Regions from separate parts of the Homo sapiens genome. Here all the other regions are linked to region 3. Evidence: chromatin contacts called from ENCODE Hi-C or POLR2A ChIA-PET data. All regions are on one chromosome and are shown on one strand. Each heading gives the region's core, a stretch centred on a gene start or an enhancer-like site at or near the end of the contact. The rest is flanking DNA. Distances are from core to core; before and after follow the strand shown.

Region 1 (3,170 bases), core at 521-3,020, 2.2 Mb before region 3:
AATCAAATCTTTTTGAATCACTACTTAAGACAAACTCACTGAAAACCAAGTAGCTGAGATTTGGAGTTATTCAACCTAAGAACTTTTTCAATAGGATATTCTTCAACTCTTCAACATGCTTAGAAATAATATTAAAGTATGAAAAAGTCGAAAAAAAATGAAGCCTTAAAAATAAAAATATAAAGGAAAAAGGAATTGAATAATACTTCTTAAAACTTTTAAGTGAGCCTCCTTGCTTATTCTCCGTGACCACCTCACTCTCACAAAAAGTGAGACATAATATACCAAATTGAACATTGGATGAGGGTCAGAAAGCCTAGGTTTAAGAATTGGTTCCATCACTTCCTAGGCACATGACCTCGGTAAAGTTCTGTCCTTGAGGCTGTTTCCTCATCTTCAAACAGTTCTAACGACACCCTACAGCCCATCTCAAAAGGGGTGCTACCAATGAAATATACAAATGCAAGATACGATTATAATGGAATCTGTACTGCTGTAGAAACATCAAAGGTACACAGCCCTAATTTTACAAGCAAATCAGTGCCTTTGTAGGCTCAGTGAAGTTTCTGCGTAAGGAGATTAAGTTTGCACAGTAACCCCCAAACCAGGACACCTCACAAATACTAAGAGGAGACTTTTGCAGTTTAAAACTCTACTTCTAGGTTTCTATTTTATGTTTAGGGGCACTAAAAGACATTACAACTCATAGTCCAAACCTGAAAACAATAGTAAAAAAAATTTAAGGTCGCAGATTTAAAAAACTCCACAAAACTAACAAATCTTTCCAAACAAAGAGAATCCCCTGGATGAAGGTCTCCCGTGCTTGCAGAAGCTGGTTCACTTGACAATTTCCTCTCGAATTTCTCCTTAAAAAAGCATTAAAACCTGAGAGAAGTTGAAAGGAACTCCCTCCATCTCTAGAGCAGGAGTATACCTCAGCATAATTTTTTCCATCTCTTTAAGTAAAACCTGCAAACCTCCTAGTTAGAATATAGTGTATTTAACTCCACGTTTCTCCTCAGGGCTCTTATCCTCTAGACAATAACGGAATAGAGCACGATTTCTGTGACAGAGAAGGGAAGTCCCTTTGGCCAGAACAAGGTTGTGGGCATGGAATGACCGGTCCTGTGTGGGGGGAACCTGCGCAGAAAGAAGGGGTCACAGGGTCTCTGATGCCTGAAAGTTCGGAATCCCCTCAAGTCTCTTTTCGTTTGATTGAAGAGACTTGAGGGTGGGCGGGTCTCCGTCAAACATCAGTATCAACCGTACAAAAGACGAAAGGGAGTTGCCTCCAGAATGAAAAGCCCAAACCGGGTTGGAAACAGACCGACAGGACTCAGGAGGTGAGAAGGCTGCCGCAGCTGCCGCGGCCCGCGAAACCACTGCCCGCCGCGGGCCGCCAGGCTCTACCTCCAGAAAACCCTCCCCCTTCAGGGCCCGGCGCAAGATGGTGGCCCACCAGCTACCACGCCGCCAAGCCTGTCCCCTCCCCCGCACCCCCGTCGATCCGCACCGGCATAGAGACCCTCAGCCAGCCGCCCTCAGAACCGCCCTCTGGGGAAGGCTGCCTCGGCCGCGCGGGAGAGCTGCTGCCTCCTTCCGCGCGGCACAGGCGGGGGCGGGGGCCGCTTACCGAGAGCAGAGCAGATCGGTCTGACTGGGGTTCGGATAAGGAGGAGGAGAAAGAGGAGGAGGAAAGGGAGGAGCGCGAAAAACCTCAGGCGACAGCCTCAGCAACAGCGACTCCCCCGGAGACTTCCAGCGCGGAACCGGCGTCTCAGCCGGGGGCAGAAGTATATAACTGCACGCGCTGCCTCATGGGTAGACGCCGACTCCACCCCCTGAACATCCGGGGCCTTTTAACCGCCCACGGACGGACGGCTGGTACTTACATGTGCACATGTGCAGCTACTTTACTTACCGTCGAAGGCAGCGGAGGAAGTGTAATTGACTAGCGTGGATGCAGCTTTTCTAAGCAAACGCTCGATTTAACCTGGAGTTGTCATCCCAAAAAATACATTGTACCTGACTACAGAGAAACATGAATTCTGGGTCTTCCTTGTGTGTGAGGGCTAAAGACACGAGTTAAAAATATAAATATATTGTTTTCTGGAAATACTGTACTTGAAACACGTCTCAAAATACTAGTTATTTTTACCTTTTGTTTTAAACATATGGTTTTGCTTGTCTCTCTGTTACTTCTAATTGCCATATGGATGCCTATAGTAGGTACAAAAAATGCTAAGGAAAAATACATTTACTCTTACACACAAGGAAGACCCAGAATTCATGTTTCTCTGTAGTCAGGTACAATGTATTTTGTGGGATGACAACTCCAGGTTAAATCGAGCGTTTGCTTAGAAAAGCTGCATCCACGCTAGTCAATTACACTTCCTCCGCTGCCTTCGACGGTAAGTAAAGTAGCTGCACTTGTGCACATGTAAGTACCAGCCGTCCGTCCGTGGGCTGGCCGCGGTGGCTCACACTTCTAATTCCAGCACTTTGGGAGGCTGAGGTGGGTGGATCACCTGGGGTGAGGAGTTTGAGACCACTTCCCTTTCCTCCTCGCCTTTCTCCTCCTCCTTCTCTGAACCCCAGTCAGCCTGACCAACATAGTGAAACCCCATCTTTACTAAAAATACAAAATTAGCAGGGTGTGGTGGCACATGCCTGTAATCCCAGCTACTTGGGAGGCTGAGGCGGGAGAATCACTGGAACTTGTAAATACATTTACAAGAAAAACACTTGCCAAAATACTGCTTACAGAAACATTTTCTAGACATTGTGCTTTGAACTGTAAAAGTTTCTTCTCCCAAATTTCTCCACAAGGTTTATAGCAGTACTGGTTCATCTCTCTTTTTCTTTTTTGAGACGGAGTTTCGCTCTTGTTGCCCAGGCAGGAGTCCAATGGCGTGATCTTGGCTCACCGCAACCTCCGCTTCCCGGGTTCAAGTGACTCTCCTGCCTCAGCCTCCCGAGTAGCTGGGATTACAGGCATGCGCCACCACACCCGACTAATTTTGTATTTTTAGTAGAGACGGGGTTTCTCCATGTTGGTCAGGCTGGTCTCGAACTCCCCACCTCAGGTGATCTGCCTGCCTCGGCCTCCCAAAGTGCTGGGATTACAAGCGTGAGCCACCACGCCTGGCCCAATTCATCTCTTAAGAGTT
Region 2 (3,357 bases), core at 20-2,519, 2.4 Mb before region 3:
CAACCAATTCTTTGTAGGAAAGGTTTGCTGAATGCTGGACTAAAGGCTTCAGTGTGAATAAATTCACCAAGTTCATTTCTTTTTTAAAATTTATTTTAGGCCAGACACAGTGGCTCACTCCTATAATCCCTGTACTTTGGGAGGCCGAGGCGGGTGGATTACCTAAGGTCAGGAGTTTGAGACCAGCCTGGCCAACATGATGAAACCCCGTCTCTACTAAAAATACAAAAAATTAGTTGGGCATGGTTGTGGGCGCCTGTAATCCCAGCTACTCAGGAGGCTGAGGCAGGAGAATCGCTTGAACCCGGGAGGCAGAGGTGCAGTGAGCCGACATCGTGCCACTGCACTCCAGCCTGGGCAACAAGAGTGAAACTCCATCTCAAAAAAATATATATTTTTTCAAATTTGTATTTATTTATTTTTCAGAGATGGGGTCTTGCTATATTGCCCAGGCTGGTCTCCAAGTCCTGGCCTCAAGCCATCCTCACACCTCCACCTCCCAAAGTGCTGGGATTACAGGCGTGAGCCACCACACCCACCCCATCATGTTGATTTCTGAGAAGAATGTCACAGAGCACTTGGGGATGGAGGTGCCTGCAGGGAGGTGTGGGATGCCAAATACAACTCAGCAGATTCTCATCAGAAAGAAGGTCCTGGGCTGGGGTTAGGAGACGTGAGTTCTGCCCATGATGTGACCTCGAGCAGGTCACTTCTGCTTTGTGTGCCTCGGTTACCTCATCTGCACAATGAGGGGGTTGGACTGGGTGACCTAAGGGCCTGTCTAGCCCTATGACTTAGACAGGCAGTGATCAACTGCATTACCATCTCCCACAGTTCTTAGCAGGCATGGTCCTGATCATTTACCCTCAGAACAAAAGCTTACAGAAGGGTCCTCTGCCCAGCTGTGGTTTTCCGCTGCCCCCATGGGCCTCCCTCACTCCACACTCACCTGCCCTGCCCCACCCTTCCCGTCTGCTGACCTTTCTGCCCTCCTCTCGGAATTCCTCTCCTTGCAAAATGAAGATGGCCTCCTCTGAAAGAGCCCTCCCCTCCCTCCAGTCCGGTGGGCTAAAAGCCTCCACTTTTTTGGGAGGGAGACAGGGAAAGGACTCTCACCTCTCCCCAGCCTCCCAGGGCCCACAGCAGACAGGCAGTGGAGTAGGAGATAGGGCCAGCTCTCACCGCACCCCTGCTCTGCCAGCGGAAACAGCCCTTCTCTGCCACTTCCTGTCCCAGGGGTTTCAGCAGTTTCCCCTTCGGGGCCTGCTGGCCCTCCCAGCCCCGCCCCTGCCTCACACAGGTCAGGGAGTGCAGAGAGGGAAGGGCCCTGCGTGGTGAGTGGGGAGGATCCCTCACAGGAAGGCTGAGGAGACAGCTGTCTACACAAGGGGACGCCCCAGTGGCAGGTCTACCAGACTGCTTTGGGCTAGGAGCAGGTACAAGCGGATGCAGTACCTGGGAGGGAGATTGGGGCTCTCTTGCTACCACAAACCCTCTCCACAAACCCTCTCCTACTACCAGATGAGTAGAAATGACTTTATCACTTTACCTAGCTGTCACCTTGAGGGGTGGAGTGAGCCTGGCCTTAGAGGACTGGATAAAAAACTGGAATATAAATGCTGAGGTCAATGTCCAGGAAGGACTAGCCCAGGGTGGCTTCGAATGGAGGGACAGGTTTAATGAAGCAAGAGGATGAGAGGTTAGTTCACTGGGGCAGATGACATTGAAATCAATGTCACTTCGTAATTTTGCAGGGGCCTTGTCCCTAGCACCAATGGACACAGGCGACAACGGAGGGCAAAGTACAGTTGTCCCCTGGCATACTTGGGGATTGGTTCCAGGACCACCTGGGAATACCAAAATCCATGCACACTCAAGTCCCGCAGTTGGCCTGTGGAGCCCACAAATCCAAAAAGGTGGCCCTCCCTGTACTCAGGTTTCGAATCTTGAGAATACTGTTAAAAAAAAAAAAAATCCACATATAGGCCGGGTGTGATGGCTCATGCCTATAATTCCAGCATTTTGGGCCAAGGCAGGCAGATCACCTGAGGTCAGGAGTTCGAGACCAGCCTGGCCAACATGATGGCGTGGTGGCAGGCACTCTGTCCCCCAGGTTGGAGTGCAGTGGTGAGCCTATAATCCCAGCTACTTGGGAGGCTGAGGCAGGAGAATTGCTTGAACCCAGGAGGCGGAGGTTGCAGTGAGCCAAGATCGCGCCATTGCACTCCAGCCTGGGTGACAGAGCAAAACTCTGTCTCAGAAAAAAAAAAAAAAAATCCACATATAAAGTGGATCCGTGTGGTTTAAACCCATGTTGTTCAAGGGTCAACTGTATTATATCACATATGGGTCAAGGGTAGAGGCATTTTCTGGGTGATGTAGCAGGAAACTCTCACATTCCATGGTGGCTGATGACTTGGTGTGGTGACTTCCACTCTTAAGTACCTCCCAGGTGCTGTTGCAAGGTGGGGTTCCTAGCCGTAGGGCTGTGTGCCTGTGAGGTTATTGTGCAGGCAGGTGACCCACTCAGTGAGACCCTCCCAAGGCCATGGGTCAGAACAGCTGTAAGCAGCCTGAGGCTTTGGACCTCTCTGCCCAGTTGCCAGTCCTCCTGGGGACAGGCCAGAACTATGTGATGCTGGCTCTAGAAGCCTTGCTGCCTGGTTCGGGGGCCTCGTGGTGGATGGACACAATCACCTTGGCTTCCCCGTAGTGATATTGTTCCCTGAGGTTCAAGCAGCTGTGCAAGAAGCTAAGGGGATTCCTACAAATGATGGTTCTGGATGGGCCTGCAAAAAAAATGGCTGAGAAGGTGATCTTGATACCTCTCTCAGCTCGGGGCCATATTCTTGTATCTTTGGCCAAGAACCCTGCCCAGCCAGGCCTCCTGTCATGAGAGCAGGGGCCGGGCGTGGTGGCTCACACCTGTAATCCCAACACTTTGGGAGGACGAGGTGGGTGAATCACTTGAGGTCAGGAGTTCAAGACCAGCCTGGCCAACATGGAGGCACCCCGTCTCTACTAAAAATACAAAAATTGGCCGGGTGTGGTGGCTCACGCCTGTAATCTCAGACTTTGGAGGCCAAGGTGGGCGGATCATGAGGTCAGGTGGGCGGATCATGAGGTCAGGAGTTCGAGACCAGCCTGGTCAATATGGTGAAACTCCATCTCTACTGAAAATACAAATATTAGCCAGGCGTGGTGGTGCAAGCCTGTAGTCCCAGCTACTCGGGAGGCTGAGGCAGAAGAATCACTTGAACCCAGGAGGCAGAGGTTGCAGTGAGCCGAGATCACGCCACTGCACTCCAGCCTGGGTGACAGAGTGAGACTCCATCTCAAAAAAACAAAAACAAAACA
Region 3 (3,232 bases), core at 576-3,075:
ATCCGGAAGCAAACAGTACTGAACTGGGATCTAAGTCCATAATCACTAAAAATGGGAGAAGTTGCTTTTTCTCATCCTCCCTTTACCAAAATGCAAGTGTTTATTGCTCTACCTGCAGGAACTCTCATTTTAGACATGAAGCAATGAATTGCCCCACATACTTCTTTCAAGAATAATATGAAAAACTGCTGAAAATTTGTTGTATAGTAATTCCATTGTAAACAGTTTGGTTGTTTGTTTCTAGGTAGACTACAGCACCTGGGCAGAAAACTGCACCATGCTTTAATAAGGGCAAAACAATATTTTTCTCCCTTTCCACACACTTGCTAAATTTAGTAGCAGAGCGTCTGCCAACCAAGTAGTTTCTACTGCTTTGGGAGAAGGAGTGAACAGCGATAGAATATTATCAGCTGAGCTGTGGGCAGAAGCCCATTTTAGTCTATATTTGAAGAAGTGTTGGTAAATATGAAAGCATCCCCCAAAAGTATCGCACATTAGAAAAAAGTTAAAAATTATTTTAAAAAGTAGTTAAACATTCAGGATTAGATTTTCATGGGCCAAGGAGAAGATGGAAATATAATCAGGAAAAATCCAAGGTGTCTGATAAGCCTCATTGTCTATTTACCTTTCACTGGAGGGGGAAACAAAACAAAACAAAATTCAGATAAATTGTATCAAGCATGGATGTTTAGTCATTCCCACATACCAACAATCTGTTTTCCAAACATTATATCAGTAATCACCCAAACGTTTATTCACTAAAGCAGGGAGTCCGCTTAATAAAAAAAGTACCAATCACTTCAAAATTAAATCTTGCAAGTTTTGTTTTAATTGATTCTTTCCCATGAAGTCTACCCACAAATACGGAGAGGCTGTGGGGATCCCAGCTCAATTTACAAACGATGTAAGAACATCTAGGAGAAAATAACTCCTTTAAAACATATTACTTTAATTAGAGCCACAATTAATTTATCTGTTTTATCTATCATCTAGCTAGCTAGCTAGCTAGCTAGCTATCTAAGAGTGCTCAGAAAAACACACAGTAGGTCTATTACCCTAATTATGAAACCACAACAAAGAATCACTTAAATGTCAACTTTCATTACTCGTCTGGGTTTAATTTCGTTTTCTTACCATAAAAGCTTATTGTGTGAGTGTTAAAAACTAAAGTTCCCTTTTTAATAGTCTCCTAAAATCTACTCTCATGCCCTTCAAACCCCAGTAGTAAAAGCGAGCTGCCCAAACGTGTTGACTCAGGGCAGGAAGAGACAAGGTTCTGCAAGGAAGCTGTGGCACTGCTCACGATATCGCGTGAAAATGGGGAAATTCGTTGTTAAAAAGCATTTGCTGATTATATGCCATGCAAGAAGTTCCTTTAAATTAAAAAGAAGAAAGTAGAAAAAAAGAAAGAAGGAAGGAAGGGGAGGAGGAAGAGAAGAGGAGGAAGAGAAGGAAGAAGAAAAAGGAGGAGGAGGAAAGGAGGAGGAAAATGATCAAAGCTCTAAAATCGCAACAAAGTTGCAGGATGACTTTTCCTCCTATTTGCTATTTTGTAAAATGAAGTTTAAAAGGCATTATTTCCTCGGCGTCCGAGGAAGGCAGCCTCTCTTACAAATCCCAATTCATCTCCAGCCTTACCTTACGCTGCTAGCGCAAACCCAGAGGCTAAGGGGCCCTGCTCTCAGCGGCAGCAGCAGGGGCAGCGGCAGCGACAGCGGCACATGCCATCTGTTAGCGGCAGAAGCAAAAGCAGCGCTGCGCGAGGTGGCCCCGGTGCCGGGAGAGCCTTTAGCAGGGGTGCATACTGAATGCCGCCATTTTAAAGCGAGGTTCCTGAAATCATTAGATATAAGCAAATTAAAGCCCGCCCCACCTCCAGAACTTCAGGGCTGGGACTTGCAACCCGGCTCCAAGTCGGCCGCTCTGGGGTATAAAATGTCAAGTCTACAGACACGCGCACGCTGACTCTCGGACGGAGGCGACGGTTCCCCCTCTCCCTTCGGCCCCCTTGACCCCTTCGTGCTTTTTGCAAGACTCCTTTCGGTTCCAGGGGCCAGAATACTTTCTTTTCTGGGCTCCTCGAGGCCCCTTCCCGGGGCCGGCCGGCGGGCTGTGGGAGGAGGGGACAAGGCCACGGGCCGGCCCTACCCGCTCCTCCCAGGCTCTTGGTTCAGTCCACTCGGAGCACACCTCGGAGCGCCCCAGCTCCCTCGCGGAGGCCGGGCGTGGGGCTCCCGCCCGGGCTCGCAGCTACCATAGCAACCCCGGTCCCAACCCCGCCCGGCCTTTGCCAAAGGCGTGCCCTCCTCCCGGGCCAGTGCCCTCCGCCGGACGCCAGACGTCCCCTCGCGCAGCCCCGCCGACCCCAGGCAGCCCGGGCTGGGGCCGCGCCTCCGTGCGTCCCGCGCCGGACAGACGCGGCACGCGGAGGGAAACGGCGCCAGCGAGGGGCTTTAGGCGCCAAAACGGAAACTCCCGCGAAACTCCGCGGGCCAGCGGAGCGCGGGCGGGCATCCGGAGCGCCGGACTCGGAAGCGGCGCACGCGGCCGCCCGGCCCCGCCCCGCCCGGCCAGGTAGCGCGGCGCCGCCGCCAACCTCACCTGGCTCCGCGCGCCGCTGCGGGACGGGCGGGAATGCGGCCAAGGGCCGCCCCGGCTCCCGCGCCCACCCCGGACTCTCTGGCCTCCGCCTCTCTCTCACTGCTCCCAAAGAGCGCCAAAAAGTCGCGCTGCGGCTCACGCTCGGAGTGCGGGCACTTTCTTCCTGTAGGGCGCTGTTTCGTCGCGAAATATATTCTTTGTGTGGTTCGCTCACTCGTGCCTGGTTCTCCGAGAGCGCAGCGCGGGCTTTATTCTCAGGGGGTGTGGCGCCTCGCCCCCAAACCCAGCAGCCCAGCCCCCGCTGCACAGACCCTTTGTCATTTCATTAGGAAGGGAAAGGGGGACAAATCATAACGCTCAGATTTTACAAAAGCGAAAACAAACGAAGCAGGCACACATCCCCAGAGGCGGGGTTGGGGTAGGGGTGCAAAGTTTCTGGCTCTTCAGGAACTGAAGTGCCAGTGAGAAAGGCAGTGTGGTTCACAGCGGGACGCTCATAGACACTTCCCAGACAGGTGAGGCGAAATGGGTCCTTTCAAAATTGATCTTAGTCGATGAATAAGTCCACTCGCTACAGGCTAAATAAATACATTCATACTCACCAGCTGCCTTCTTGGGGGTTTTATCTTTC

What was found. A loop is a pair of places that touch in the nucleus more often than their neighbours do. ChIA-PET counts read pairs that join two places held with the same protein, here RNA polymerase II (POLR2A). Pooled maps may share reads with other maps.
Region 1: a map of naive thymus-derived CD4-positive, alpha-beta T cell shows a loop between it and region 3 (6-fold over the local background). The contact joins the promoter of ZNF280C here to the promoter of MBNL3 in region 3. A Hi-C loop is called at or near these places in 1 of 168 maps with a recorded cell type or tissue (naive thymus-derived CD4-positive, alpha-beta T cell), 3 of 37 single-sample maps with no recorded cell type and 9 of 50 pooled maps. POLR2A ChIA-PET finds 5 or more read pairs at or near these places in 1 of 52 experiments (H1).
Region 2: a map of OCI-LY7 shows a loop between it and region 3 (10-fold over the local background). The contact joins the enhancer-like site here to the promoter of MBNL3 in region 3. A Hi-C loop is called at or near these places in 2 of 168 maps with a recorded cell type or tissue (CD8-positive, alpha-beta T cell and OCI-LY7), 6 of 37 single-sample maps with no recorded cell type and 9 of 50 pooled maps.

Annotation. Positions count from the first base shown.
Region 1 is chrX:130,267,129-130,270,298 of GRCh38, forward strand. ZNF280C (zinc finger protein 280C) reads right to left here and starts at 1,771. Exons shown (of 19, transcript NM_017666.5): 1 at 1,634-1,771. RefSeq lists a silencer at 1,472-1,551.
Region 2 is chrX:130,091,047-130,094,403 of GRCh38, forward strand. The region is part of intron 1 of ELF4 (E74 like ETS transcription factor 4); the gene reads right to left. Among named protein-coding and RNA genes, the nearest start is that of ELF4, 18 kb to the right of the region's middle. RefSeq lists a silencer at 639-688. Within about 2 kb of position 1,270, at least 18 of the 41 ENCODE cell types and tissues checked have a DNase peak (open chromatin) inside an H3K27ac peak, as active enhancers do; they include CD8-positive, alpha-beta T cell and OCI-LY7, where a contact is called at or near this core.
Region 3 is chrX:132,487,213-132,490,444 of GRCh38, forward strand. It overlaps MBNL3 (muscleblind like splicing regulator 3), which reads right to left and starts at 1,826. Exons shown (of 9, transcript NM_001386889.1): 1 at 1,639-1,826. RefSeq lists a silencer at 2,105-2,674.